Regions from separate parts of the Mus musculus genome. Here region 2 is linked to region 1. Evidence: chromatin loops called from intact Hi-C (ENCODE). Cell type or tissue: gastrocnemius. All regions are shown on one strand. Each heading gives the region's core, and the rest is flanking DNA. Links, peaks and the distances in the headings are about the cores only. Region 1 holds the start of Flnb (filamin, beta). Region 2 overlaps Pxk (PX domain containing serine/threonine kinase).

What was found. Hi-C counts contacts between places; a loop is a spot of excess contacts. Peaks named below come from ENCODE experiments on the same cell type or tissue, not always from the same donor. Only the 100,000 strongest peaks of a DNase experiment are listed, where the experiment ranks them.
Region 2: a loop joins it to region 1, with 3 times the contacts of the local background. A loop is called at or near these places in 4 of 42 quality-filtered maps.

The regions. Positions count from the first base shown.
Region 1 is chr14:7,809,015-7,824,874 of GRCm38, reverse strand. Flnb (filamin, beta) reads right to left here and starts at 6,918. Exons shown (of 46, transcript NM_134080.1): 1 at 6,432-6,918. The coding sequence starts at 6,723. In gastrocnemius, for the core only: a CTCF peak has its summit at 6,990; DNase peaks (open chromatin) are centred at 5,141, 5,988, 6,328 and 6,939; H3K4me3 peaks cover 3,832 bases; H3K27ac peaks cover 3,967 bases.
Region 2 is chr14:8,154,178-8,170,037 of GRCm38, reverse strand. It overlaps Pxk (PX domain containing serine/threonine kinase), which reads right to left. Exons shown (of 18, transcript NM_145458.4): 17 at 14,693-14,755; 18 at 4,921-6,103. The coding sequence ends at 5,883. It overlaps Pdhb (pyruvate dehydrogenase (lipoamide) beta), which reads left to right. Exons shown (of 10, transcript NM_024221.3): 7 at 219-329; 8 at 602-693; 9 at 3,184-3,325; 10 at 3,557-4,047. The coding sequence ends at 3,702. Among named protein-coding and RNA genes, the nearest start is that of Pdhb, 11 kb to the left of the region's middle. In gastrocnemius, for the core only: a CTCF peak has its summit at 8,046 (motif pointing right); no DNase peak of the experiment used is centred there.

The DNA.
Region 1 (15,860 bases), core at 2,833-10,832:
CTGCGAGTACAGTGCAGCTTCGTCACCAGGGTCAAGGGCCAAACTATGTTCCTGCTTACGGTACAGAAGAATCTGGCCAAGGACGTTCTAGAGCATGGGGACCGGCAGGAGGAGGGTGAGTGGCAGCAGCGGTTCTGGGGTGACCTTTGCCACTGAATACAGGCAAAGCAAAAGTCTTATCCAATTACTTTATAACAGTCTGTAGAAGTGATATAACAATTATCATTTATCAAAGAAAAGCACTAAAGGCAAACGCTAGCAGGTAGTGTCTACAATTTCAGTGATTTGAAGGCCAAAGCCAGCCTGAGCTGTTGTCTCAATAACAATCTAACAAAACATACTGAAGATGTGGAGTCTTATATAGAGCTCGGGTTTTCCCAGCTCCAATTGTCACGCCAAGCAACACAACTAAAATAACCAGCACCCCCGTCTTTACCTCCAATACCCACCCTCACTTGCCATTTCGGCACCATAGCCTACAGAGAACCACCTGGTGTGTTAATCATCTTTCCCAGGAAATGCTCTCCCTAGGTCATGGACTCAGTGTCCCGTGTAAAGCATGAGTCCCACCGCAAGGCCTCTGAAGAAATGCCATTGCTCATTATATGATGAAGCCGAGTCTACTCTGCTCATTGGCACACTCAGTAACTAGTTACATGAATGATATAAGAGCTGATTTCTAGTAGAATATCATGCACGGCAACTGTAATCATTATTAAAGTAGGAATGGTACCCATTTAGGTTGAAATGGCTCATTCCATCAGGCTTAAGGCGGGGTTATAATTCAGATCCAGCTTCTTAGAATAAAAAAAGAGTAAAGTTAAACATAAGATAATAAAATAGACGAAGTAAGAGAGAAAAGCCAAGACACTAAGGGTATAACATGTTAGTAGAGAGGTTGTCTGGCATACAAAAGGCTCTGTATAGATTTCAAATTGGAAAGAAGAGGCGACATTATCTGCAATTCCAAGGCTAGCCTAGGCTACATGAGACTCTTTTTTTTTTTTTTAAAGATTTTTTATTTATTATTATATGTAAGTACACTGTATCTGTCTTCAGACACACCAGAAGAGGGAGTCAGATCTTGTTACGGATGGTTGTGAGCCACCATGTGGTTGCTGGGATTTGAACTCTGGACCTTCGGAAGAGCAGTCAGGTGCTCTTACCCACTGAGCCATCTCACCAGCCCGAGACTCTTAACAAACAAAAAAATTTAACAATGAACATATTAACATCTGTGTGTGTGTGTGTGTGTGTGTGAATGGCAGGGTCTCATGTAGCCCAGAGTAAGTTTAGATCTGCCATGTAGTTGAAGATGATCTCAAACTTTTGACCATCTTGCCTCTACTTTACCAAGTCCTGGAATTACAGGTGAGTGCCACCATGACAGGTTCACTCAGTTCTGGGGTTCAAATTCTGGGCTCTGCATATCCTAGGCAAGAATTCTTCCAATTGAGCTCTAGATCCAGGCTGGTCGGATTTCCACTCCCTGCCACTACTCTATAGGGACTACTTATTACTTTCCTTCATTTTACAGATAGAAAAGCCACGGTTTAGAAAAATTAAAGCAACACACTAGAGCTGTTATGGAGCAGAGTGAGAGCATTACAATCCAAGCAGTCTAGCTCTTGAGTCCATGCCTGGTCAACAGGCCTAGAACCTGCTGATTCTATGTATATAAAAAGTAAGATGTCTAGAATCCCTTGCCATGGTCAAAAAGCTTTGGGTTTGAACACCGTCAGCAGCCCACTTTGTGTTGCCTGCTCACAGGGCAGAACCTGGACCCGTGGGTCAGGGAGTGCCTAAAGACATACTTGGCTCCATATAAAAGTCCTTCTTCCCACAGACCCTCCAAGAATGAAGGCAGCCACTCACTGGCATGCTGGCTCCACCATTGTTAAAGCTTAGCAGAGGCCCAGCAGCCACCATCTGGAAGTGATTTGGCCCAGAGATTCCTGAACGGGGTGGGAGGTTGGAATGACAGGCGCCTGGAGCTCCTGTCCAGCTCAGAAACAAAGCTGGTGTGAATGGATCCTGGGGGCAGCCAGAGCACAGCAGGGTCACCCCCTTCCAAGAGTAGACATCCTCTAAGCAGCTCCACACTCTATTTTAGCAAGTAGGATCAACATTAGCCAGCTGAACTGGCCTCCGAGAGCGCGGCTTGCAGCTTCAGTCCAATGCGCACACCCTTCCAGCCCAACCCGAGATAATCTCATAGTAGCCTGTCTAGTTAACAAGCACTCACAGAGCACTCGCTATGTACCCTGCACTACTCCAGCCACTTCAAACAATAGTTTTGTTTTGTTTGTTGATTGTTTGAGTGCTTTGCTTGCATACATGTGTGTGTGCCTAGTGCCTATGGAGTTCAAAAGAGGCACACTATTCCCTGGGACTGGATTTACAGATAGTTGTGAGACATCGTATGTGTGCTGAGAATTGAACTCGGATCCTCTGCAAGAACAGCAAGAGTTCTTAGCTACTAAGCCAACTCTCCAGTCCCTGTTTCAGCCACTTTTAGGAATATTAACTTTTATTGCAAGCAAAAGATATGTAAAATTATCCTTGCAACAACTTTTCTAAGGTGTTATTTATTATTTCTCTTTCAGCAATTAGACAATAGAGGTGTAGAAAATTTTTAATAGTTACTTTGTGGCAAGAGAGAATTGACCGACCCCCTTTGCCCTTAATATACCTCACAGTAATGTGCTTCTGTCTTGTTGCAAATGGCCCTGAATTTGTCAATTCTAACAAATTGAGATTTTGCTACATAAGTACTCTCTGTGGCTCTTAGATTTCATGGTCCAAAAGAACACAGTGGCTTTTGCTTGCTCGTTCATAAGGAATCACAAATGGGAACTGCATCAGATTAGTGATGAGGAGACAAAAAGAAGGAGATGCTAGTGGCATGGTGACCCAGCCAGGGACCCAAAGGCTTAGGAACTCACACTAACAGTGCCTAGGTTGACCCTGTGCATCAGCGTCAGCTGCATCTTGTAAACGGGGAAGAAGAAAATCCTTTTTCAGAGGACCAAACCATAATAGATTACCCAAATTTCTAGCAGCCTCAATTGTCATTCTTGGGCCTGGAGACTTCTTTTCTTTCCAAAGTAAGCTGGGCTGCCCAAAAGTCAGAAAGATTTGTGGAGAAAACAAGTAAATAATACTGCCAACTCCTGACAAAAACCCTGTAACCAGGCAGGCTGAGCCTCTCTGCGAACTGCTCAAGACATAGGAAACTAAACAAAACTCTCAATGTTGGGATAGCGCCTAGGGTGGGACCAACTTCTGATAAACCACAAATGTGAGCAAACAAATAGCCATGGCTGTCTTTCAGAAGTTATTGGCAGATATGTCACTGGCCTCTGGCAGCTGCTGACCATCTCATGTCTCACAGCTGGGTTTACGGACATGATTCTAAAGGTTCTCACAGTGTAAACTGTTGGGCGTTAGCCACGGTGTACAGCGATGCTCTGAATTCATCCAATAAGCATCCCCCGTTATGGAGTAAACATGAGCCCCCGGAGAACAAGAATGCTCAATAAAACGCCACCAATGGAGACAGCAGCTATTCCTCAACAGTCAACCAACCGCAAGACAAAACACCTCCTGACAGTTACAACATTTAATTCCAGGAGATGTCATCACAGCTCAGAGGATTAATCTTGCCTCTCTCTCATCAAAGACCCCCATGATCCCTACCTACTGCGTCTGAGGCTAAGGTTCAGACTGTGGATATCCAGCTTCAACACCCTGGAACTGCAAAGTGTAAGTAAGCTCTACCAACCCTTCTATGCAGGGAAGAGGAAGGGAGGCTGTATTGGCTCTCTGACACTAGAAAGAAATCCACTCGAAGTTCAAATTCAATAGCTTGGCAATCATGCATTCTGGGCTCCGTGGGCTTCCTAGCCCTGTTGCCTCTAGAATTTGGTTCATTTCTGTTTCCTGTCTTTTTAAGTAGGAAACACTAATACTAACAACAGCATCATTAACAACAGCAACTGCTTTCTAAGTAACATGTGGCAGCCTAGGACAGAACTCAACCCCTGCCTGACCCTCTAGGGGACTGTTAGAGAAGATCATTATCAGAAGGACATTAATTGATATCAATTGATTGATTATCCTGGCTATTCAATGGGAACAGTCAACAGAACATACAGTGGGTGGCCCTAGTAAAAACTGTCATGGCAAGCACAAGACAACACACGCGAACCAAGGTCCAAGCCAGATGACATTTTTTTTGGGCTGGTCATTACCTATGACATCTATCCCTAGGCCTAGGCTCCATTTCTTCCTGCAGCAGTCTGGGCCCCTGGCAAGATGGATAGGTCTCCAGAGGCTGGAAAACCTGTTTGCTGAGAGATCTTTCTGGAAAGCAATAGGGAGGCTAGGGAGGAGTTGTATGTGGTCACACCCTCTAACCTAGGAATACTACTCTGGGGAATATGATCCAAGAAGTATTTTAAAGAGACAAATCAAACAGTACAACTTGTGAAGGACTACTGACACAGCTGGCCATGGGTAACAGATGAATGGAAGATAACTGTGAGATGTTAGGCAATGGGGGGCTCAGGCCTCAGCAGGTTCGAGTGGAAATCATGAGGACCAATTAGAAAACTGTGAGGGACCACCAGGCAAGGCCAGAATGAGACCCACAAGCTTGGAGGAGCATGGCTGGGAGCAGCAGCCCACGAGTAAACAGCTAGTCAATTAGGAAGTCCTTGATTTTCTGGGGCTGTGATTTCTTTTCTTTCTTTTCTCCTTCTCCTTCTCCTCCTCCTCTTCCTCTTCCTCCTCCTCCTCCTCCTCCTCCTCCTCTTCCTCCTCCTTCTCCTTCTTCTTCTTCTAAAAGCAGTTCTGTCAGGTTTAACTCCTGGTTTAATTTAATTTTCTTTGTTGAGTTAATGAAATACATATAGCATTTAAAACAATGGATGAAGGCAAGTCCAGCTCAGCCAGGCAGGCTTTGAAAATCACTCTTCATAGGAAAGTAGAGTTCCTGTAGAATTCTGAGGTCCTCCCTCCTCAATAAAAGAGATGCCCACCCCCCATGTGATGCACCCCTGGCAGCTTCCTCCACTGAGAACCCACCCCTGGGAGGGAGAGCTTGCTGGGAGGCAGGCTGGTAGCTAGCGGCCTGGCCCCAGGAAGTAGCAAGCGCATCTACCTGCCAGCACAGGTGTGGGGAAAGTCCAGGGCGAGGCCAGGAGGAGGCTCAGTCCAGAGGGAACCCCTTTCCACTAGAGAAAGTCCCAGAAGCCACACCCACCTTCCTTCCTTTCTGTCACTGGAGTCACTAGAATGGCCTTGCTTCCTCAGGAAGAAACCTCAGCCCTAAGAATCCCTTTCACGAAGTGCACACATCCTCTACATAATACTTTGCACACCCACTGTGTACGGAAAAAAAAAACTTTCATAAATAGATGCTATATGTGCACACACGAATGCCTACGGGGGCAAACAAGTGAGCCCGGGCATAATACACACCTCCCTTGTCCATCACAAAACACATTCTCAAGAGCCCTGTTTTCTCTTTAGAAGCCTAAAGTACTCGAGGTCTTAATTCTCTCACCCAAGGCGGGAGGAAAAAAGCAGGACTCAAACTCTCTCAGGAAGACCCAGGAAAAGGGGGTGGGGACTGCTTTACTTCTAAGTTGGACCACATTGGAGGTGGCCCTGGGAACGTCAATTAGCCCGGTAAACGTCCCCTCTTCTGTAAAATGGGCCTAAGAACATCTCAGGCCACCGGACGTCAATAACTCAGAGAGCCACACAGCCAGCGCCAGTCAAGCCCTTTTCTACACACATTAATTATTATCAACCACTAAATTATCTCAACCTGAAGGAACCGGCCAGCGCTGAGCCAGAGCTAGGAAGTGAGGACATTCCCCTGTGACGCCCCTTCCAACCTCAGAGCCCACACCCATTCCGGTCTAAGAAGGGGAGGGTCTCAGGTCCTCGTCTCCACCTAGGTGGTGAGATCCTAAGCAAGAGAGCGGTCGCGGTCGCGTCCTAGGTCTCCACGCCCAGACTCGAAGCCAACGCCCTTTCAGCCGGGCGGGTCACTCAGCTCTAGGCGCACCTGGCTAGCGTAAAGTAGGGATTTGGTACTTGAGTCCACGGCGTTGTCATTAGGGTCAGCAGACGATTTCCCCAGCAATCCCAGGAGTTCCCGCAAATTAAATTCCAGGTGTGACTGGAAGGTCTGAGTGCTTAACCCACCCCAACACTGCAGCGGCACCGCCAGGAGCACCGTGTCGAGCAATCACGCCAGGTCCCAGCCCACAGATGGCACCGCGGAAAGGCCTATGTTCCTAGGTCCTCATCCCAGGACCATCTCCCCCTCCCTCACACCCGGGAAGCGATGCGCAGTGGGGCGCGCTGCCGGATACCCCCCGATTACTGCAAATTTAGGGCCTGGCCACAACACTCACCAATGGACACGAGCTTAATGCTTTCGTGGTCTAGGAACTCCAGAGCCACAGACACATTCTCCAGCTTCATCTGTCTGAAGGTGGGCCGCTGATGGTACTTGTGGTGCATGCGCTTCTGGCTGAGCACCTCGAGCAGCGCGATGAGCCGTAGCCCGTCGCTCAGGTCGGTCTGCAGGTTCCCGATGCGTTTATTCACACACTTGAGGTGCTCGTTGCACCAGCGCGTGAACGTGTTCTGCTGAATCTTCTTCCACGGCGCGTCCTCCGCCAGGTCTTTCTCCGTCACCGGCATCCTGGAGGCAGAGAGTACGCGGAAACAACGAGCTGCAGGGACTGAGATGAAAAGCCCCAAGGGCCCGGGGAAGGGGAACTGAGGCAAGTGGGGAGAGGGTTAGAAAGCGCTGCTATACTAGCCGCAACAGGATCAGGACTGCCTTCGTCCGTCCCCGGGCGCGAAGTAGCCTGGCCTGGCGCCTGCGCGCTACGCCGCCCCGCCCCCGAGGCTCCGCCCCGTTTCTACCCTATAGAAGCGAACTCCTTAGCTGCGCTCGCCCTCTACGGTCCAAAGCCTGCATTACGCCGGAGGGTAGGGTGGGGTGGTGCTTCCTAAGTATCCCCAACCTGATGTACTGCCCAGCAAGGAGAAAGTAACTTGGGAAAGGCCTAGAATAAGGGCACACGAGGAGGCGGGGGACTAGCCTAGAAGGAATGGTTGCGTCAAGAGGGAATATGCCACCCATCTATAGGTTCAGTGAGAGGAAAGTGTTTTTCTCAGAGTCTGCACGTAAATTAGACACGTTGATTTCTAAATGAAAAGGAACTCAGAGCTGGGCGTGGTGGCGCATGCCTTTAATCCCAGCACTTGGGAGGCCGAGGCAGGCGGATTTCTGAGTTCGAGGCCAATCTGGTCTCCAGAGTGAGTTCCAGAACAGCCAGGGCTACACAGAGAAACCCTGTCTCGAAAAAACAAAAACAAAACAAAACAAAACAAAAAAGAAAGAAAGAAAAGGAACTCAGCCTTAAAGTCCAATACCACGTCCATCTGAGTAGCAGTAGTGAAAACGAACTGTTTTCTATGGCTATTAGAAGTTTTTTGCTGGTGTAACACAGATTTCCTGTCTTGCATGTCAGTAAGTTAGATGTCCCGTCTGGGGTTCATTGGCCCAAGGCATTTCTTGCTGGAGCTTCTGGGAAATAATCTGCTCCTTTGCCGTGCCAGATTCTAGACGCTAGGTGCATGTGTTGGCTTACGATGCCTTTCTTGTCTTCAAAGCCGGTAAAACAAGGCACAGATACCTTTTTCACCCTGTCATCTCCTCAGTTCTCCATAGTCAGGTCTTCCTAGAACTCTCTTGAAGACCCTGTTGACTGTATTAGGCAAATTGATTAGTCCAGAAGATCTTGTTATGTTTTATTTTTTTTAACTATGATGGCCAAGAAAGGGCCGGATAAATGGGTCATGGCACCTACTGACCGGTGTCCCTCTTCTCTTCCCTTTGCCTGAGAATTCAGTTCCTTTCTCTCCACATCCCAAGCCTGGTAGCCCTCAGCTCAGCTTGGCTGTCTCCCCCCTGGCCCCCCAGTGTCGAGGAGCAGATGGAGATCTAAGGTCTCGAAGAAACTGAAGATACGTGTCTGACATGAATGATATCTGTTCCATGCTGGTCTGCATACCCCAGCAAGAGGTCTAGAGTGATCTCAACTACAGCTGAGTACCTGGTGTAGAATTGCCATATGAGATGTAGACGACAGATGAGTGAGTGGGTGAATGGATGGATGTGTGCTTGCAGACTGAGGGGGGCAGCCTTCATCCTGCATGCAGAATCAACTGGGGTGTGGGACACCCATCGTGTGAGACCTACAGCCTGACATTTCAGGCCTGAAGAATCTACATCCTGTCCCTGCCCTGGGTGGGGTGTTTGCTCTACTCATTTCCACAAAGCAATTAACTGCAAACATATCAATCCAAGGAGATTGATACTAGAAAGCCCAACAGTCCTTCCTGCCTTATAAGGAAGCTCTTGTCACTGACCTCTGCTGGTTCAGGCTCCCAGTGTCTGCTCTCATTCCAGCTTTTATACTTTCCTTTGGTATGGAAGAAACAGTAATAATACTAGGAGAACACCTCACAGTTTATCTTAGTGACTTAGCTTTCTGAGTCCTTATACACCCAGGGAGCGAACCTGGATCCTTAACTTCATTTTCGTTTGCTTGCCATTTTCCTTGTCCATAACATCAGATCTAATTATCTCTCCAGATTGAACTCCTGAGAGTGGGTGTGGGGGGACCTTTGCCACACAGAACTTGGCTCACTTACCCCTTCCTCCTGGAGGGAAACGTCAGCTATCTACAGGGTGTCACTAGACCATGCAACCGTACAGTCGAGTACAGAACAATAGGGCAAAGCTTCTGGTCCTATATAAATACAGGTTGTATATGTGTATATAATTACCTGTCGGTGCATAAAATACCTCTGGGATGATTCATAAGCAAACAGTAACCAAATTCATAGCCAACATTACGTTGGCGAGACAGAGTCCTTATACACCCATTTTCTTTCTTTTCTCAAGATTTATTTATTGTATGTATATTTATTTATTTAATGTCTATGAGTACACTAGCTGTCTTCAGACACACCAGAAGAGGGCATCAGATCCCATTAGAGATGGTTGTGAGCCACCATGTGGCTGCTGGGAATTGAACTCAGGACCTCTGGAAGAGCAGTCAGTGCTCTTACCCGCAGAGCCATCCCGCCAGCCTGGGAGAGGTATTTTCTTTTCTGCAGTGTGCTCAGTCGTGTGCAGCTCCCCTCCCCCAAACAGGGTCTCATATAGTTCATGTGAGCCTCAAACTCCTCATGTAGCCAAGATGGCCTTTGAACTTTTGATCCTCCTGTTTCCACCTCCTATGTGCTAAGATTGCCAGCATGTATATCACAGTGGCCTTAGAATTTTTTAAAGTCAATTAAATTAATATTTGTAAAATTCAGATTTCAAGTTGGAGGTGAACTCAGTGACTGAGGTCCTGTGTAACAAGCACAGTGTTGCTTGTTGGTGGAAGAAGCTGGCAAGCATCCCCCTTACTCTGTGGTCAAAGTCAGCCTCACCTGTGAATGGGGAACAACGGGATGCCACAGACCTCCCCTCCACAGGATATGGTGACAGGGGCACTTCATCTTTGGGTTGTTCTTTAAAACACTTACTAGAGACCTCTGTCTGCCTTGAATTTCAAAGAGGGAGAGGATTGAGAGTTTGAGATCAGCATTGGCTAGCCTTAGCAAGACTCTGTCTCTAAAACAGTAACAATATTATCCTACACACACACACACACACACACACACACACACACACACACACACACAAACACGCACACGCACACACATTCACTCACACCTGGGGCTAGGTAGGTAGCTAAGTTGGTAAAGTACTTTCTGCATAAGAATAAAGATTGCTACAACCATAGAAAAAGGCAAGGTATGGTACCCCCAGGGCTTGGGAAGTGGAAGATAGATCCCTGAGGCTTGCTGGCTAGCCAGTCTAACTAACCTATTTGGTGAGTTCCAGCCAGTGAGAGACTCTAATCAAAAACAAGACTGTCTTAGTCAGGGTTTCTATTCCTGCACAAACATCATGACCAAGAAGCAAGTTGGGGAGGAAAGGGTTTATTCGGCTTACACTTCCATACTGCTGTTCATCACCAAAGGAAGTCAGGACTGGAACTCAAGCAGGTCAGAAAGCAGGAGCTGATGCAGAGGCCATGGAGGGATGTTCTTTACTGGCTTGCCTCACCTGACTTGCTCAGCCTGCTCTCTTATAGAACCCAAGACTACCAGCCCAGAGATGGTCTCACTCACAAGGGGCCTTTCCCCCTTGATCACTAATTGAGAAAATGCCTTACAGTTGGATCTCATGAAGGCATTTCCTCAACTGAAGCTCCTTTCTCTGTGATAACTCCAGCTGTGTCAAGTTGACACAAAACTAGCCAGTACAAAGACAAACAAACAAAACACAAAAAAGGTGATGGCTTCTTATAAACAAAACCCAAAGTTGATCTCTTGGTGATCTATGTGTACAACATGCAAGCTTGTACCCATGCTTAGGAAAAGGAGAACACATACAGACACACACACATAGAAACACAGACACAGACAGACACACAGACACACACACACACACACACACACACACACACATGTTTAAGTGAGGAGTAAATCAAAGAAATAGCTTGCTATGATTTGGGGTAAGTGTTATAGATGTTTGTTTGTGTGCCTGTGTGTGTGTCTGCATGCAGTGCCATAGTTGGTGTGTAGATGAGAGAGGACATCTTATGAGAGTCTGGTTTTTTTCTTTTTCTTTCTACTATGTGATTTCAGGGGGAATCAAACTCAAATTGTCAGGCTTTGTGGCAAGTGCTTTAAACTGCTGAACCACTCACAGGCTCTGTTTGTTTTCGCTTTGCGGTATGGGGTATGGTCTTGGGTATTTCAGGCTGACCCTGAACTAACTATATAGCTGAGCATGAAAATGAGCTCCTGCTCCTCCTTCCCACGTGCTAGCCTTGCAGTCGTAGATACCACCATACACCATATGGTGCTGGGGGTTGAACCTAGCCCTTCACATGGGCTACCTCCCCTGCAGTTCTCTTTCAGTTTGCTTTTTTAAACAGTCTATGTAGACTACAATGGCATTATCTTAAACTTCTGGTTCTCCTGCCTCTGTCTCTCAAGAGCTGGGATTATAGGCGCGTGCCACCATGCCACACCCAGATGAGCCCTCTTGAATAGAATTTTTGGCTTCCTTTCTCGTCACTGGTCTGTGGTTGTAGTGGCAGTGGGTGTCACTTGCAAGGGATCTCTCTTGGCCTCTACATCAGTCTTTGTGCTGCTATATAGCTGGTACATGGGGATTGATCAATTATTACTGCACGATTATTAACATTCCAGTTACTAAGGTACAGGCTTTGCTTGTGGATGAATATTTTATTTCATAACAATGTGGCCTCATTAGAGGAAACCAAGAAGTTAGAGTTAAGCAGACTCCTTTTTATAGTCCCTTGATAAGCCTGCAAGCTGCTCCCATGTCCCTTCGAGGGTGTTACTGAAAGATCCTGACAGAATGTAAAAGGACACAGAAGCCCTGAAATTGGCAAGATAGATGTCAGTGTTAGCAGAACTAGCTTCACTGATTTAGAAAAATAGAGGTGCACAATGCTCTGGCCACTCCTCGAACCTGTGTGTCTGCCAATGTTCTGACCAGGTGTGTGCCCATTGCTGCACCTTCATTAGACTCTTTCCTTGTACCCCTCCCATACCCATTTCATGAGAATAGACATTGTTTAGATCTGGAAATCCCCTACTCTCCCCCTTCTCCTTTCCCCCCTGAGGGCCTATAAAAACTGGAACCTCTTTCCCCTCGAGGTTGACTCCTCTACCCCTGCGTGGGATATGAGTCGTCCCCAGAGCTCTGGCTTTCCCCAATAAAGCCTCATGTGGTTTGCAACAAGCTCGGTCTATCGTGAGTTCTTGGGTGTCCGCTATTGTCCTGAGGCCTGAGCGAGGGGCTCCTTTCTGAGTCTTTCATTACCAACACATGTGGCTACCAGCAAAGTCTGCTCTTCCTGATTTCTTGTAGCCTCAGACTAAATCCTTCTAGACTGAGGCCTGTTAGATTTGCTGCAGAGCTCTTGCCTCTTCCTAACCCTCCCCCCAATATTGTTTTCTCTCCTTGCTTCCTGTTAAACTGGCAGGGCCAACTTGTTTTATTTCTCATATTGAAACAGTCCCACCCAGACCCAGACAAAGGCCAGGCCAACATCAGACCTGTGTCAGCAGAACTGCTGTGGACATGTCCCCAGCCTTCCCTGACTCATCAGACCCCAGGCTAACCTTTCTGGTGCTCTGAGTCCCTCTCTGAAGATGCCTGCAGGCTCCTTTCTTTGGGAGGGGGAAGGACGGCAGAGTCAGTAGGTCTTGAAATCAGAGCTTGGGAGCTGCATCTACTTCTGGTGAGCAAGCTGCAGCCCAGGTGCAGAGTTTGTGAATCTCATTCCGTTATCCTATCTATAAAGTAGGAGAAGGCCTATTTCCTAAGGAACATTCGAAAGCAAGGCCCGAGGATGTAGGCCACTACTTAGCAGAGTTTAAGCCCCAGGAAGACATTGAACTTCTTGGTCACACCATCCTGGTTTAGGAGTTGCTGGGGAGCCCAATCTGGGTCTTCTGGTGTCTGGGCTGGCACTCTGACTACAGAGTTGCATCCCCAACATGACCTCAAACTTCTGATTACCTCCCAACCCCCATCTCTGTACCTTGAGCAGATTATAGAAATGTACAGGCTATATAGTGGTGGCTATAGAAGCCATGGCTTCATGAATGCCAGACAATCACTCTACAGAATAAGATTCAGCCCCTCATATGATCTTTTAATTTTTTGTTTTGGTTTGCTTTCATTTTTGACAGGTTTCTCTGTGTGGTCCTGACTGCCTTGGAACTCCTTCTATAGACAACACTGGCCTCAAACTCTGCCTGCCTCCACCTCCCAAGTGCTGGGATCAAATGTGTGCACCCCCGTAGTCTGGCTTCGTTCTTTTAAATCTTAAGGAAAGGCATTTGTTATACAGAGGTCCAAAGCTGGTGACAGAGGAAGGGCGTCTATGCTTAGCAACCACACCTCCAGCCTGCTAATGTCTGACTAGCTAGTTAACAACACTGGTGGCCTTACTTTCTTCTCCACCATTCATGTCTTGTGTAACCCTCACCTCGAAATCTGTTTCTGGGACAGCCTGAACTACATCAAACAGGGGTAATCTTGTCTCTGGTGACATTGTAACCATGGAAGAGAGGAGATAGTCCTCCCAATTACTGGCCCAGAATGCTGCCAAACACACACAGCATGAAACAGTTCCCTCACGACAAGAGCGATCTTGTGGCAAGAATACTAAGGTTAAAAATTGGAGTGCTGGGGCTGGAGAGATGGCTCAGTGGTTAAGAGCATTGACTGCTCTTCCACAGGTCCCGAGTTCAAATCCCAGCAACCACATGATGGCTCACAACCATCCATAATGAGATCTGATGCCCTCTTCTGGGGTGTCTGAAGACAGCTACAGTGTACTTACATATAATAATAAATAAATAAATCTTTAAAAAAAAAATCGGAGTGCTGGTTATAAACCATGTAGGTGGAATGTCCCGGCAAAGCCTGGCTATGGAGAAGCACTACAAGCATGGGGTAGGTCCCAAGCGAGGAGGACAGCTTCTACCTTTGCCTCTTCTACCTTCTACTTAGTACAAGTAGTTTGGCGGCTAACTCTACCTCACAATGAGATCCAGAACAAGGACTAGCATGAAGACTGGCTTGGCCAATTAGAAAAACCCCTTCTTAAAAAGGCCATAATTTGAGGAGTTGGGGTGGGGTGGTGTCAGAGGAGGAGTTGGAGGTGGGGTCACCAGGAGGAGTTAGGGGGTGGGTAGCAGGGCAGTGATGTAACTCAAAACTCATATATGAAATTCTAAACAACAACAAAGCAAAAACAATAAACAAACAACCCAAATGCGCTGGCTAGTTTTATGTCTACTTGACACAAACTATAGTCATCTGAAAAGAGGGACCCTCAATGGAAAACATTCCTGTGTAAGATCCACCTGTGTAGTACATCTTCTTAGTTAGTGATTGATGAGGAAGGGTCCAGCCCATTGTGGTTGGTGCCAGGCCTGGGCTGCAGGTCCTGGGTTTGGGGGTTGTTGTTTTGAGACAGTCTCTCTACCTAGCTCTGACTGTCCTGGAACTTACTATGCAGACCAGACTAGCCTTAAACTCAGAGATCTACCTGCCTTTGCCTCCAGAGTGCTGGGACTTAAGAGATGTACAACAGCACCCTGCTAAGTCCTGGATTCTATAAGAAAGCAGGCTGAGGCATAAGGAGCACGCCAGTGAGGAGCCTCTCTATCAGTTCTTGCCTTTAGGTTCCTGTCCTGTTTTGAGTTCCTGGCCTGAGGTGCTGTGGGCAGTTAATGACTAGTGAGATAGAGAAAATTAATCTCCCCCATAGATGAGGCCCCTAATTGGCTATGCAATACCAAGTGATCTCCTTTAAAAAATATATATATATATACATACACATATACACACATATATGTATATATACCTATATATATGCGCAACACCGAGCAAGTTGTATTCATATGTTTGCTCATATGTACATATGTGTATATATTCACACATATATTCAGATCTATATACATACATATATATATATATATATATATATATATATATATATATAACTTTGATAATTAAGAAGAGAATAGGAATTTGAGGGGGAACGACATGGGGGAGGGAAGGGAGGGGTGATGTAAATACAGTTACACATATATGAAATTAGAAATTTATATTTAATTTTTATTTTAAAGATGAAGAAAAGAAAACCCCTTCTGCAATCCATGGTGGTTGGTTTGGGTTGGAATGTGATTCAAGCCAATCAGAATTTGTGTGTGCGTATGTGTGTTTTTTCAGAGAATTCTCAGCCAGACACTCTTTACACTAGGACCTGGGGCATCCAGCGGACAGCTTGGCTGCCATATAGGGAACAGGGCAGAGTCCTGACAACAGTACTCAGAGGGATGAGTAAGGACCTTCCCTTTTTTGGAATTGTTTCTCAGTCTTGACTAATAGGGCCTGGTCTCTCCCACAGGACTAGGAATTTCCTGGTCTTTTATCTCATCTTTAAGCACCACACCCTCTTCCCCTTCAGATCCTGGGTAGGAGCTGACAGACAGATTGTAACTGCCCAGCTATGACCTCATGTTGCTCACGGATACCTGGCAGGCAGAGGACACGTTGGTCCCCTCACTCGTCTCTCAATTGCAGAACTGCAGCTGGGAGGGAGCCATCCCAAGTTGGAGGAATGCTTGGGGTGGGACAGTTGCTTTTCTCTGGAAGGCTCTAGAGCAATTTACAGAATTCCAGAATTCCAGCCCACCCTGCCCGGAGGTCAGTCCGGTTTAGATATTCAAGGGAGCGGCCTGTGCATTTTAATTTGGATCAAAGTCTTGAATCTACAGGGTGAATCTGAGCCATTTGCTTTCTCAAAGCCTCAGTTTCTTCTAGAAACTATTGTCTCTATTGTCTAGTTATCTCTAGATCCCCAAGGGAGATTGTCACCCAAGTCATTAAATGAAACTGCAGGGATGAAGAACTTGGCAAGCAGCCAACATTTAGGAAATAGTAAGACTAGTCTGAAAATGTGTTGTTTTTAATTTTAAAAATTACATCATGTGCGCGAGTGTGTGTGTGTGTGTGTGTGTGTGTGTGTGTGTGTGTGTGTGTGGAGTGTGTGCGTACAACTCTCTAGAGTCAGTTCTCTTCTTCTACCCTGTGGGTCCCGGGGTCTAACTCACATCACCAGTCTTGGCACCAAGCGCTTCTACCTACT
Region 2 (15,860 bases), core at 4,052-12,051, 340 kb before region 1:
GAAAGATAGTCAAAAATGTACTTTTTCTTCTCACTCTGAGGGGCTGGTTATTTACTGCATACCTGCACATTTGGCTTAACCTCTATTGACCAGACTGTGTGTAAACCATTTTAAAGTTCCTATATGAGACAGAGACCAGGCTTCTAATTCATAAGATGAATGGTTTTGTAGTATATGCACTCGTAGTTTGTTGTTTGAGAACTTATAATGTTTTGCAGTGGTAATGCTAGAAAATGAACTGATGTATGGAGTTGCATTTGAACTTCCTGCAGAAGCTCAGTCAAAAGATTTCCTGATTCCTATTGGAAAAGCCAAAATTGAAAGGCAAGGTAAGAACACCTTGGTATGCAGTAATCATTTTTACTGTAGCCCCTGTGTTTGCATAGGTCAGAAGTTACTGCTAACTTGTTTAACTTAAAAAGTAAGAATGAGTGAGCTTGTTAGGCTTTTCTGGTAGTTTGTATTTCATGACCCTGAATACAGCCTCATTGTACAGCTCACTGAAATAAGCTGCAGGTTTGATAAGACAGGCCATAGCTGCCTACAGAGTCACTGGTACAGCAGTTCCATTGACCTGTAATCTGTGACCACTTTATTTCAGGGACCCACATCACTGTAGTTGCCCATTCAAGACCAGTGGGCCACTGCCTAGAAGCTGCAGCTGTATTGTCTAAGGAGGGAATTGAATGTGAGGTAAGTGGACTTTCACTCCCCCTATCCCTCACAAATCAGAAAGGCTCCTTTTAAGATCCAAGACTGATGAGTTGGCTTAGCAGGTAAAGTTGCTGCCAAGCTCTGACAGCTCCTGAAAGTTGTTCTCTGCCTTCTCCACATATGCCAGCCACTGCATGCTGCTCTGGGACGGGGCTAGGGCCACTGGGTGAGGCGGGACATAGTGAGTCTGACTACAGTGCAACCCCATGGAACTGCAGGGCGTTGGACTGTGGGAAGCCGCAGAATCCTGCTCTGACTCTCAGGTACCACAGAAGAGCCTGTTCTGGGGTCCCTGGCCTACACAGAGCCCAGGGAGGACAGGTTCCCACTCTGGGATATATGTCGCTCTCCTGTGTGTCGCAGAAGAGCTGAGAACCAAATGGGGACCCTCGAATTTACTCTGGCCTGGGGGCCGAAGGAAAAAGGGCAGGAAGGAGAGCTCTGGCAAGTTACCGTGGGTTGGTGGTGGCCGTGGCTGGAGTGCAGGGAAGCCCCAGCGGGAGGTTAGACGGATATGGCTTGTTGGAGGGAACCCTGCTCCATTGCTCCAGCACTACAGATCCTGATGAAAAGAGGCAGTCCATGGTTTTAAGGTGTTTATTATAGAAAAGGCAGAGAGAGGGAGAGAGTAGAGAAGCAGAGGCCAGCCATGGCCATGTGGAGAGAAAGGGAGGAAGGAAAGGGCAAGGGAGCAAGAGTAAGAGGTAAGAGAGTAAGAGAGCGAGGAGGACGCAAGCAGCTCCTTTTTTAGTGGGATGGGCTACCGTGCTAGTGCCAGGTAACTGTGGGGGTGGAGTCCAGACCAGGAGCTTGAGGCATTGCCTACTTGACTGATGGGCACACACCTCTCTGCAAGGGGCTGTGGGGGTGGCTGTAGCTGTGACGGGAGCCAGGGGCCCAGGAGGCATAGCCGAACTCTCCACCAAGTCACCACCCACCAGGTCTGGGGTTCTAGGCCTGTGCTTGACTGGAGACCAGGCTATCTGTGCACTCTGTGCACAGTTCACTGCCCCACATACTGCTACTTTTTCAAAAGATTTATTTATTATCTATACAGTGGTCTGCCGGCATGTTTGTTTGCAGGCCTGAAGAGGCATCAGATCTCATTATAGGTGGTTGTGGTTGCTGGGAATTGAACTCAGGATCTCTGAGCCATCTCTCCAGCCCTTAAATTCTTTGTTGTTGGTGGTGGTTTTTGTTTTTTCAAGATAGGATTTCTCTGTATAGTCCTGGCTGTCTTAGAACTAGGGCTGGCCTTGAACTCAGAAGTCCAAACTGCCTCCCAAGTGCTGGGATTAAAGGCGTGTGCCACCACACCCAGCTACACCACATGCTTCTTTCTTTTTCTTTTCTTTTTTTTTTTAAAGATTTATTTCTATGACTACACTGTAGCTGTCTTCAGACACACCAGAAGAGGGCAAAGGATCCCATTACAGATGGTTGTGAGCCACCATGTGGTTGCTGGGAATTGAACTCAGGACCTCTGGAAGAGCAGTCAGTGCTCTTAACCGCTGAGCCATCTCTCCAGCCCCACCACATGCTTCTATATGCTATTGTGTGCACACTCAACACACCCTATATCCAGAAGCTATGAATTGATGCCTGTAATCCCAAGACTCAGAAGATGAGAAGTAGAATCATGGTTTCCAGGCCACCTTGAGTTCTGTCATCAGTCTGTCTCTGCTTACAGCCAAAAGTGGCTGCTGTTCCGCACACAGACTCTGGGTCTCAAGTTAAGACCCAGTCTTGTTAGGCTGGGGAAGTGGCTTAGTGAAGTTGCTCTCAAGCATGGGGAGCCGAGTCCGGATCCCAGCACTCACATAAGAACAATGGCAGGGGTGGGTGGCAGCATGGGCTTGCTACCCAGCACTGCGGAGACCCTGCCAGGAGGATCCCTTGGGCTTGCTAGCTTGGCCAGCCAGTCTAGCCAGCCAGGTCCAGATTCAGTGAGACCATTTCTAAACAAACAAGGAAGAGAGCAATTGAGGAAGAAACTGGAGGTCACCTGTGTGTGTGTGTGTCCAGTCAGAAGATCCAGACTGGCAGCTGGACTTTACTATCCTGTGTATCAAGTAGTGCTTCTTGGGAAGTGTCGCTGTGCTTCGTCGGCTATAAAATGTGGATAATAGGACCTCTCAACCATAGGGGATCATGCTGTAGGCCCAGTGCATATTAAACTCTCAACTATATTTTTGATAAGAGGGATATTGAAACCAAGGAGGATAATGAATTCTATAGGTGAGCAAAGCTTCCTGTGATGGGGTGACAGGCTTTAATTGTAAATTCCCCCTTTACTTTTGTTTGAGATAAGATCTCACTGTGTTGCCAACACAGTGTCATCCTGCCTTAGCCTCCTAAGTGGTGAGCTTACAGGTGTGTGGCACTGTACTGCTTTTCCTTAGTCGATACAGTCGTGTACCTGTTTCTCCGATTCCACAAAGCCTGTTTCCTTGCCTTGTCTTCATTTAGGTAATAAATCTGCGCACCATCAGACCAATGGACATCGAAGCCATAGAAGCCAGTGTGATGAAGACAAATCATCTCGTGACTGTGGAAGGAGGCTGGCCACAATTTGGAGTAGGAGCTGAGATTTGTGCCAGAATTATGGAAGGTATTTCAAAGAACCTGGTTTTAGAACACAATCAAGCTGTACTTGAATGCCGACTTGTAAGAGATCAAAAGCTAGGGGTGACCAAGTGAATTTTCAACTTGTCAGTCTAGGGTTTTGTCTTTTGGGTAAATGTTTTTAAAAGTCAAGCCAAAAGTAGAGTCCTGTAACTACGATTCATTCTCTTCTTGAGTCCCGAGTCTGCCTCTCAGGTGAGCCATCTCTCTTCCTTAGGCCCTGCATTCAACTTCCTTGATGCCCCTGCCGTGCGTGTCACTGGTGCTGATGTCCCTATGCCTTACGCAAAGGTCCTAGAAGACAACTCCGTACCTCAGGTCAAAGACATCATATTTGCAGTAAAGAAGACTCTGAACATCTGATTCGGACTTTGAATGTAAAGTCATTGAAATCTATTTAAAATCCTTGTTGGGACTTCACCTGATGTGTACTGCGAGACTGCTAGTCATAAAGTTAATGCTGAAGTGACAGCAGGTGTCTGAACTGTAAGAAGTTTCAATGTGCTTATGAGTGGAATGTTGTCCACTCCCTACCCTAGATACTCTGCTTTGTCTGTTACTGTTTAAGTTAAATTTGCCCTCTTTCACTGGAAGGGGCAAGATAAGAATGCCCCCACAGAAGGTAACTTATATGTCTAAGAAGTATATTATCTACATTTGCTGTTTAATTGTTTTGATAAGGAATAAAGGGGATTCCCACCAATGAAGTCTTGGAGTACTATTAAGAAATTAGTGTCAAGCTGGGTGGTGGAGGCCCATGCCTTTAGTGCCAGCACTCTGGAGTGAGCCTCAGGAGGCAGAGGCAGGTAGATCTCTGAGTTCAAAGCCAGCATGGAGTACATTGTGAGTTCCAGGATAGCAAGGGCTACCCAGAGAAATCCTGCCTTGAAAAACTACATACATACGTATAGACGTATATTAGTGTCAAATAACTGATATGCTGTATATAAAAACTGTAGATTCTTAGAGTAGTTTTTTAGAGGATTTCAGTGTGTCTTTGGCTGGCCCAGAACTCAGGATCTCACAGATCTACCTGCCTCTGCCTCCAGAGAACTGGCATTAAAGGTGTGTGACACCACACCTGGCCCAAATTGAAGCTTTTTATTTCCAGAGCAATGCTCGTAATAGCCAAGCGCTCTACTACAGAACTCTATTGCTTTTATTCCTATGTCTGAAACTTTGCCCCAAACTGCAGAACTAAAACCAGAAGCACATCAGAGACTGGTCAGTAGTTCACACTGCACACAGCCTCACACCCTTTCTTTCCTTAAGGAAGGGGTCTCATGTAGCCCAAATTAGCCCCAGACTAATTATGTAGTAGAGGCTGATGGCCCTCCTACCTGCATCTCCTAAGTGCTCCAGACTCAAACTACCATGCTGAGTTGATACTGCGCTGGTGACAGGTCCAGGGCTTTCTGAGTGCTAGGCAAGCTGAGTTATACCTTTACCTCAGTCTATGGGCTCCTCACACCTAGTGAAGTTCCTTTTAAAATTAAAGATTTATGTCAGGGTCTCTACAGGAGTATACTTTGTTAACACTACACTTTGTTCTCTTCTGAAATACCTAGCAAAGCTACAACATACTTTCGTGACATGATTTATTTTAATAAAAAATACAGCTGAACATATATCACAGATTACATGAATCTATACACAATAACATTCTTTCTGCATAGTAACCAACACTGATGTGTGTATTTGAATTTTAAAATGGATTTTTTATAATCCTTTAAAGTGCAATTTATTTAAAAGGTTTAAGCAAATCATAGGATAAAAGATTTCTGATAACAGTAATATCAAAAGATGCTTAAGTTGGATAAATCAAATCAGAAGTGATTACTATAGATGCCAGATTCACTTGTAATGTTGGCCCTCCCTCTACTCCAAGCTGGATTTAATGGCTGAGGACTAAGACAACCCTTTATCTGTGGTTAATGTCCTGTCTGGCGCATTGTGGCTGTACAGATCCCGAGGTGCTGTTCTGAGCACAGTGAACAGAGTTCAGTCCACACTGAGCTCTGAGGAGCTCCCCCGTCTCCTCCCCCGCATCCTCTGTGTAGGGAGAGTGATGAGCCGCTGTTTCTCCCTCAGCAGTGTAACTGACAGGTTACAACGTTAGCATCTGAGGTGAGCTGCCTAAGAACTAACCAAAAGATGCTGCAGAGGAATGAGCTATGAGAACACTTCTATAATAGAGTGGGAAGGACGGAGTGACAAAGGCCAATTGCTGCTGTGACAGAATACTGCCATTGCTTTTGATTTTCTGACATTTTTCTTTCGCTGGTGAAAATAATACCCAAACAGTGCTGCCCCTAAAGGAAGCCCAATAGCATCACAAGGAGCAAAATATTAAGGCAGCAGTGCTGGCCCCACTGTATTCTATTTGGAGCGCACTTCCCTCTTCAAGCCTCCTAACTGGAGTGTGGCTGGCTCTGCAGGGAGTCACCCGGGGAAGGCCTTGAGGGAAGCTGTGGAAGAGCTCACCTAGGAAGAGGGGTGGGACGGGGCAGAGGGCTGAGCCTGCTCAGCGTTACCAAGAAGCATCAGCCGATCTTGGGAGCGCTGTGATCACAGGTTTGGGCTTTCCGCAAAGTTCCCTTTTGGAAATTCTGGATGGAACTGAGCAAGGCCCCACGGTTCACACCATTCACAGGCTGGGGCAGGAACGGAGCAGGCATCTCCGTGGCTGAGGTTGGCGAGGGACCTGCTGGTGGAGGTGGAGGAGGAGGTGGCGGAGGAGGTGGAGGTAATGCTGAAGACAGTCCTGTAGAGGAAAGAGGAGTCAGGGTTACAGCGTCCCAGCTGCCTGGGTGCTGCTACTCAGGCCAGGGCAGAATGAATTCTCTGGGGACGAAATGTTCTCAGGGTTCTTCAAACACTGATTAAAAAATAAATACATAAATAAAAATAATAACTGGAAGCAACAAAGGTGGTGGCAAAGGGTGGGGGATTTAATGGTTATTTCCTTTAAATGAGTCATGTGAGAATTGAATCAAGTATGTGAAACCACACAGGGACATCTCTCCCTAGAGTAGCTCTGACTCCATTTCCAGCTGTATGGCTTAGGTTGCGGTTGGCTCTGCCTACTGAGCTCACAGGTGGAACATATGCATGCAGAATTAGGCCAAGGGGACAAACAATCCCTGTTTCCTCACATACTATTTGAAGGAAGTGATGGGCTCAAAGCCCCAGGCATCCTCATACCCTGCCTACCCAGCTTTGGTCTTACAGGCACGTGCTACTGCTCAGGTCCTCACGCTCGCACGGCGAGCATTTCATAGAGAAGCAGTTTCTCAGCGCCACACAACTGCATCTTCACTTGAAAAGCAGGTACTTGCATAAGTGAGAAAGAGATTTGAGGTTGACTATAAGGAGGTAAGCCATGATATGGGAAGTAGCAGAGACTGAGTAGCATCTGTTGACCTGTCACAGAATAGTAAGCCACTCAGAATCCTCCCCCACCGCCAACAAGACAGGGTTTCTCTGTGTAGCCCTGGCTGTCCTGGAACTCACTCTGTAGACCAGGCTGGCCTCGAACTCAGAAATCCACCTGCCTCTGCCTTCCAAATGCTGGGATTAAAAGCGTACGCCACCACCACCCGGCGCCACTCAGCATTCTTAACAGGGAGCCAGAGTGTTAACTCAATTCCCTCAGAGTCTGTTGTGAATAATTCCCTGTGGGGCTGCATTAAAAAATATAAAGTGCTAATACCCACCAGGAAGAATGTAGAGAAAAGGGCTCTTCCTGGCAATCCCATTTTCGGGGGGAAGTAGTCTTTCAGGCACTATTCCTTTTTACCATAGCCTAACTTAACAGAATGAGTCACATCAAGTGTGTGCCCATCTTGTGGAACATCAGGGATCCTGGACAAAGGGAAACTGGGTATCTCAGACATCCTCAGCTTCCAGGAACATGTCTCCTTGCAACATAGTAAAATTTTAAATGTTGTCAAGGGTTAGGAGCCTGCACCTTTATTTGCTGAGACCTCTAGCAATCCCCTTTATTTAGCAATTTGCCTTTCTTTGTTGTTTTTGTTTTAAACTTAGTAAACGGTCCACTCCAAAGTAGTGTCCAGAACCACCATCACTGCTGTACTGAGTCTAATGTACGGCAGTTATGAACACTATTGTTCTCTCCTCTCTCCCTCCCTGGCCATCCCAGGAGATAGTCTGCTGGGTGGTTCCCACACTGCTATGAGCTGCAGGAATAACAGGCAAGACACTCTGTCCACTAAATGTGGATGAAGAATGAATGGTTCAAGGCCACTCAAGTAAGTGCCTCCTTTTCAGTAAGTGTGACAAGCAATGGCTAAAATCTTTTGATTCACAAAAACCACTTACCTTCCTTTACCTAAGGCAGCTGAAATTAAAGAATTACAAATACACAGTCTCATGCTCTGTAGTCATGGAATTCTCAAATAATGATAATAAAGCAACACAAATAAAGATTAAGTACAGACAAATGAACAAAATGTAATTTACTCAACAGTGAATGATGCTCAGCTTTTAGTGGAAGACATTCCTAGCTCAGAGTTATGGAGGAAGTTAACCTAAGAAACCCAGGTAGAACGAGGGCAGAGACATTCTACTTAAGGCATTTGGGTAAAGCCAGTACAATGCTGGGGTGGAGCAGGTTTCTCTTGAAGCTCTTGGAACTGAGTTTCTTGACTGACAGACACCCCTGCCAGAGGAGGGCACTCTTACCCATGTGGAGATGGGTGGCTAACACACCAGGCACTATCCTAGTGGCCAGAAAAGGGGTAGCAGAATGTCCAGGGTCAGTGCAGACCAGGAGCTATAGGCTTCCCCTCCTAGCTTTGGGGTCAGACCCCTGGCTGAAGAACCACTGCAGGCTTAAGGCTCAAGAAGACAGGAGTGGACTGCAGCGGTACTGGGGCCTATTGCATGCCTGAAACTGACCATCCTGAGACTGGTTACTCTCCAGTCCAGGTTTCCGGAAGGCTAGAGACAGGCTCAGGGTCTTGAATTCATGGGTGAGAGTGGTAGTCTCAGCATACCACAGCTGGACTCTGGCCTCACAACCTTACAGGCACTACAAGAGTTTGGGAGTTAGGGGTGCCTTCAGTAAATGGATCTTCATTTGTTCTAGGTGAAGGCTGAAACTGTCACTTAACAAACCCCTCGTGTATTAATATCGATATTGATATCAATATACCATCTGAAGTACTATGCCTGTATAATGAATGAAAGAATGAACATCCTGATATTTGCTCACAAAGAGCTGGGCTAGCCTGTGCCTGAATAACAAACTGAAGAGGGGACTGTGTGAGAAGTGGAGCTGTTTAATCCAGTGGGAGGAGAGTAAATACCCTGATTCCTGCTCATAGGAAGCTGGACCAACCCAAAGGGCCTGATATCCCATGAAGCCCATTTTTCCTTGTTAGACCTGTCAGAATTACAGCAGGCCTTGGTGCATACACTAAGACAAGGGTAGAACCAGATACTGGAAGCTGAGGGGAGGCCCTAAGAAATAGAAGGGCAGAATTGGAAGAGATGGGAACCCACCCATCTCTGAGCATAAGCCCCATCTAGTCATTGTCTTTGGCCATTTTAAGTCTGTTAGCTTCTTTTAAAGGTTAGTGAGTATAGGGTAGAGCCATTAGCAGCAATGTCAGGAAAAGAAAAGGGGAAGGGACAGAACAAGCTGACAATATGCCCTGTGAAAGACCTGAAACAAGTGCCTGATGCATGTACTCTCTGTACCTACACTCTACTCATCCCAGGGCACAGACAAGAGAGAAGAGCAAACCAACTCCGTGCTGGATTACTGGTATATGACATCACAACTAGGATGAGGCACGTTCCTAGAAATACACCTACAATGACAACCAGGTTGGTCCTGAGGTCCCTAGTTCATGTTCTCTTAGACAAAAATCCCAAACTAGCTGATCTGATTTTCCCAGAAGCCCCTCCACCAGAAACATTAAGAATGTGACAATCAGCCAAGGGCCAGAAAGAGGATGCACTCTAGTACACAAAGAGAAATTATGCAGTTTAGATCTTTGAAGGGTTGCTGTGCCCGACACATTTGTAACACGTTTGTGCAAAGGACATTGAGTTACCTAGTCCTAATCCAAGTCTAGTAGTTTCTCCAGAAACTACGCAGCTAGACCTAGTAGGTCAGCTGACTAGTAGACCATACCAGACCCAGAAGAAACAGCAGTCACATAAGAACACAGCAAGTCTTCAGTTTTTGGGCCACCTTTGCCTCGACCTTAGCAGATGAGACAGAAGACCTACATCTTACTCAATAATTCCCAAGCATGAGTCAGAATTATTTTTTACCATCATTTACAGAAGCTTGGAAGTTATGCCAACACTCAGCTGCCTGATACCACATGCTCTTCACCAGTGACTTTGAGAGTAACAGTTTCCAAAATTGCTCTCTGATGCCATTGATGCAATTAGAGCTCATACTTCCAAACTAAAACAGGAGTGAAAGATGAAGATTTTAGAAGATCATGAAGGAAATGAAATGAATACAGATGAAGTGACTCGGGGGACTTTTAAAGATGCTGTGTTTCACTGAAATGCCCCAACGAGGGAGTGTGGCCTCTGTTCACCAGGGACACAAATGCATTGTCCAATCTCACACACACAAACACAGTATCTTTAAAGCTGGATACGGCAGCATAGTTTACTTTACCGAAAATTCACGTTCAAAGTGGTGCATGCTCTACTGTAGACAGCAGAGAGTAAAAGGAGAGAAAGACAGAGAGAGACAGAGAGATTATCATTACTATTATTACTATTATTATTTACAGTTTAATGTCATTTAACCAAATAGTAACAGTAAAATGTTAGTCTGAAATGCTTGTTAAATATTTTCACTTCAAAACTGGGGTACATTTGACCACAAAATACCTTGGCTTACAAGCACGAACAGCGAATGAACAAGTCACTTTCTTCACGCCTTTCTAGGCCAGTTAAATGCTTTTTTTTTTTTTTAACTTACAAGCATGACATGCACTTCTGAAGAGCAAAGAGGTTTTCTCTGAGTGCAGCAGAACAGAAGCCAGTGACCTGTTCTGTATCTTGTCACCAAGGATGGTTTATCAAGAGGCTAAGAAAAGGAGCTCACTACTTTACCAAAAAGCCTTGCCATGAATAAGAACGAAAAGGGCAAAGGGTTTTGTGTGTGTGTGTGTGTGTGTGTGTGTGTTGGGGGGGGTGGTACAAGTGCCAGAGCACACTGTAGAGGTCAGTGAACAACTTGCAGAAGACAGTTGTTCTCTCCTACCATGTGGGTTCCAGGGATACAACTCTGGTTGTCTGGTGTCAGGCTTGGCAGCAAGCACTTTTACCGACACTGAGCAACCCCAGTGGCCCAAGGATCCTTTCGAAGGCCAGCTGCTTAGAAAGCTCTCTAGAGAAGACAACATCTGCAAGCCTTTCACTCCATACACCTAGGTGTGAGAGTCTAGAGAAGATGACAAATAACGATGGTTTGAAGAGATTTTTCTTGGAAGAGAAAAGGGAAACCTGCAGAGGGTCTGAGCTGTGCTTTGACTCCTGGCTCTCATGCTTTTCATTTGTCTGGAACGTTTCTCTCTGAGAAGTACTCGTTACACATGCTGACTGCCATTCAACAAGCTTCATCCCTTTATCATGCCTTCACCATTTTGAACTTATTTCCTCTGTTAATTAGAATTTTATCAGAAAACATTAATTAAAGTAAAAAATAAAATAAAAGCCAGCTTCCGAGACCAGAGCTGACTTGTTCAAGGTCACAGTTGGCAGCTGGCAGAGCTGAGAATGGACCTGAGTGTCCTGCCCTGCCTGAAGAGTCAGCTTCAGCAGAGCAGCATTTAACTGAAACAGGCCACAGAGATTCCCCAGAAAGCAAGCACTCAATGAGTGGGGAAAACGAACAGAGGCAGAAGCAAGTTCAAACCCTGGCTGTTGCAGCTGCATCACCTGTGACTTTGGCCAAGTTCTCAATCTACTAGAGGCTCAGTTTTTCTCTAAAATGGAATCCACTCTCGTTGGACAGGAAGAAAGTTGAGGATTAAATGAGACAGGAGGAGCTGAAGAGATGGCTCAGTGGTTAAGAGGTCCTGAGTTCAATTCCCAGCAACTACATGGTGGCTCCCAATCATCCAATGCCCTCTTTCGGTGTGTCTAAAGACAGCTACTGTGTACTCATATACATAAAATAAATCTTTTAAAAAGTAGATGGCTATTTCTTTTAAAAAATGAGAATACATATCACTTAGATGTGATTATCAAAATCAAGTTTCAGGTTTATTTAGCAGCTTTAACTCTCTTTTGCAAATCTACTTTTTCTAAAAAGAGCCAATGCAATAGAGTTTGAGGCCAACCTAGGCTACATGAGATTCCATCTTAATCCCCACAAGTCTTGTCGAGCTGGTTCAGAGGTTATGAATGCTTACTACTCTTCCAGAGTATCTGAGTTCCACCTCTGGCACTTTAATGAGGAGGCTACTACCTGCCTGTAACTCCATGGGTTCAACAACTTCTACTGACCTCCCCAGAATTCTCACAAGACACAAATGCACACACACACAAAAGGGAATAAAGGCAGAGTAGCCCTGTTGCCTGCTCCTCCAAATTCCGAGACAGTGAATATTTATATGTGTGCAAACTGGGACATTTGAAAACACTCAGCTCTATGAATATAGAGAATGAATGTTCCTTGTAACACATGGCATAAGGTGTACTGAGATAAAGGAATTTTAAAGCTGGCTGACTTTATAAGTCATGGAACAATAGAAAAGTATTGGAAATTTTCTCACTAAAAACTAAAGAAGCATCAAAAAAATGAAAAGAACAAAAAAACAGGGCCTTACTGCAGAGTATGAGAGAATGCCACTCTACCAATGCATTTGCCACCAGACTCGGGGAACCAGCGTTAGCCCCAACAATTCAGCATTGATCTCAAACCGTCCCAAAGGAGGCAGTCGCAGAGAGGGTCTCAGCTGCTAGACCAGGCTCACACTAGTAAGATCTCTTCAGTTAGATATGTCTGCCACCTCTGCCAAATCCTAAATGCAGCTAAACAAGACCCGATCTGGTTACCATGGTCACCTAAAACTGAAGCCATCAGAAGCCCCATGGCTCAACTCAACTGGCCAACACCGGGCTGCTGCTGTCCCTCCTACAGGGCCTGACCTAGCTGCCTTACAAGGCTTGAAAATCATGCCCCTCACCTCTCCCAGGAGAAGCCCTGAACAAGGAGCGTGCTTCTTCCTCCCACAGTTAGGTCTGCTAGTGACTCTGCTACCTGAGTGATGGGATTAAAGAAGAAAATATTAGCAGGCCTTAGAGAAATTTTGTCTGCTTGAACTGTGCCTGACAATTTAGAACTTCTGAGGCATGGGACATCAGTTGGAGCCTGTCTGCCTCTGTCTGTAACCCAGGCTACAGAGTTACTGGTAAACTCCAGACCACCTGTAAGCATACCTTGAATCCATGTTAGGTCAGCAGACCTCCTGTGTTTACCTGGCTTAGCACCCACAACGCTAAGTCACCAGGCGAATGCTCTGAGATTCATTACAAGTAACAGCCAGTAGAGGTCAGAGTGTGGTCTTTGGGGTGAATAATTCTGTAATTTTGTCAGCAAAGTCATTAAAGGAACAAAGGAGTTGCTACTTTGGCTCAGAAGCCTCTCCTGACAGCCACTGCGCCTGAGCTTCAAAATGTGTTCCCCTCAGTTCACAGTACTGCTCCCTGCCACCCCACTGTCCTCAGATGGAACCTTTCCCATACTGACTGGGTGCTACAAAAACTTGCAGTTTCTTCTCACATTCTCAGAGTTACCTCAGTCTCTGTAACGTTGCTATTATCTGCTATCACTCCCATTCAGAGAAAGCAACCTGGAAGTTCCCCTACAAGGGTCCCTAGACTATGAATGAAGCAAGGCATCTAAAGGTGAGAATGGGAGAGAACTACCACTCATACAGTGAGGTGCTTTGAACGCTAAGCAGGCATCTCCCTGGTAACCAAGGATATACGTCTCAGAATCTTCTCCACTTCCTCAGCACATACAAATGATAGGGAATTACACCATGTTATATGGAAAATGGCTCAAAATTGGAAAACAGTAGATTTCCAGAAATGTCTAGTTAGCTCAGACAGTTATCTCCAGATGAGAGTTCTGTCTATTTGGAAGCTCCTTGTAAAATCTGGTGAGAAAGTCAGAACAAGAGAATCATCCCCATGACCTGGCATTTTGCGACATAAAACTGGCCCCTTCCCTAGAACATTGTACAGTAAGTCTTCTTAGCAAGCAAGGACAGAGTCAATCAGAGCTAGCCCTCTTGAATTCACCCCTTCCCCCAGGAAGCTTAGTTAGAGTCATTTAAAGGCAGCCACTTTAAAATTCTCAGAGGTTCTTGGGTAATACCATAAGCATTAAAGTGTATGGTACTGTCAGCTCAGCGCAGCCCTGCCAAAGATCTCCCTTTCATACAGCTGGAAGAACTCTTCCGAGGACAGCAACAAACTGAATGGGAGAATCAGCATCTTAGACACCGAGGAGGAGGAGCAGAAACGCTGCCCCCTCGTTTTTATTAGTTTGCAAATGGTCGAAAAAGGATCTTAGTTCAAAAAGGAGAGACATGAGACAGTATTCCAGAACTGGTGTTTTTGTAGGTACTCCCAAAGACAACTCTTTTTTTTTTTTTTTTTTGGTTTTTCGAGACAGGGTTTCTCTGTATAGTCTTGGCTGTCCTGGAACTCACTTTGTAGACCAGGCTGGCCTCGAACTCAGAAATCCGCCTGTCTCTGCCTCCCAAGTGCTGGGATTAAAGGCATGCGCCACCACGCCCAGCTGCAAAGACAACTCTTTGTCAGCTTTTTTTTTTCTTCCCCCAAAAAATCCTCACAGTATCTGATTCAGTTCACAAGGTGGAACAAAAGTTAATGCCTATCCAGATAATTATGTGCTTTAGAGGATGGGACAGAGAACAAATGGCTATCAGGACATTTATTGGTAGGGATATTTTACTCTGAGCTAGATATCTCATCAGCTCTAACATGACAAACCTACAGCAGGAAGACTGGAAGACTAAACTGTGGTAGGACAAAGGCCAGGACAAACATTTTATTTTTCTGCCCTAAGACAAGCTCTGACCCAATGAGCCTTGCAAGAGGCTTTTCAGCAAACAGAAAGCTTATGCTAGAGAGGACCAGTGGTCCTCAAAGCAGCCTTCCCCCAAGTGCTGAGCTTGGGAATCAAGCCTCTAGATGACACGTCTTAATTTGCAGATGTCCCTCTGGAGAAGACAGGTGGGGTCTAACCCCTAAAATGCTTGAGCCAAGGCAAGTCCACCTCCCCCGTTGATGGAGAGAGAGGTTACAAATTACTAACCTGCTGTGGAGGGTGGAGTTGGAGATGATGGGGATGTGAGAGGTGAGCTGGCCCCAGATCCTGCTAAGAGAAACAGAGAAATCCTCATGGAGCCCCAAGGCAGACATTTAAACTTGGCATGAGTATAAAGTCAGCACTGTAGAAAAATCTGTAATCAGCCCATCGTGTGGAGCTTGCGGAATCATGTGATGAAGGACAGAAATTAAAAATTAGACTAGTGGTGACAGGTTTTTCACTCTAGTGCAGGGTGTACTTCCTTCGTGAGGCCACTAAGATTTATTGACCAATGAGAACAGGGTAGCATCCACACTGGTTGCAGCCTCTCTCCTGAACCAATCCCATCCTTGGGTAATGACCAATGACCACGGTCACAGCAGCCTGTGCAAGCGTCTCCCAAGAGCACCTTGAAGCATTTATGCACACACCCTTTCTCCTTTCCTCCCTCCCTCTATCCATTCGTTGGTTCCCTGTATCCTTCTCAATGATTTTTCTGTTTATCCATTCGTTCGTTCCCTGTAGCCTCCTCAACGATTATTCTGTCTCAGCCTCTCAAGTACTGGGACCACTGGCACACATTGCCACATCTGACTCTTTGACACAGTCTTTCTATGTAGCTCTGGCTGTCCTGGAACTCAGAAATCCGCCTGCCTCTGGCTGTGCGCTACTACGCCCACTGAGGTTTTACTCATTGAACCACTGAGTCAGCACCTCCTTAGGACAAGCAGACACTCAGAGCTCAGTTAAAGAGGCTCAGGCCCAAGTCTGGGGATTCCCTCGACCTTTTCTTAATGAGACTCAGCAAACACCCTCATTTAGGGTTAAAAACCATAAGCAAAACCTAAAATCCCCACAGCTTGAAAAAATCCCTAGAAAATATGCCCCAGCCCAAGGAATTAGCCCTGCAGCAGAAGCCTCTTATGTGGGACCAGGAAGGGCAGCCTAAGGAGAGGACAGCCTGGCCCTGAACTGCACCAGGGGAGTTGCTGTTGTCGTGCTGTTGTCATGCAGCACTGAGCAGCCACCACCAGCTCTGAGGGTAGGGCTCTACCATCACTCCACTAATGACTCAGAGGATTCGTCTGTCCCTGTGGACACACTGGTGATGAGTCCTAACTAAACCACAGCTGTCAAAATACTTCCTCAGCTCTGTGCAACAGGAGGGCTGATC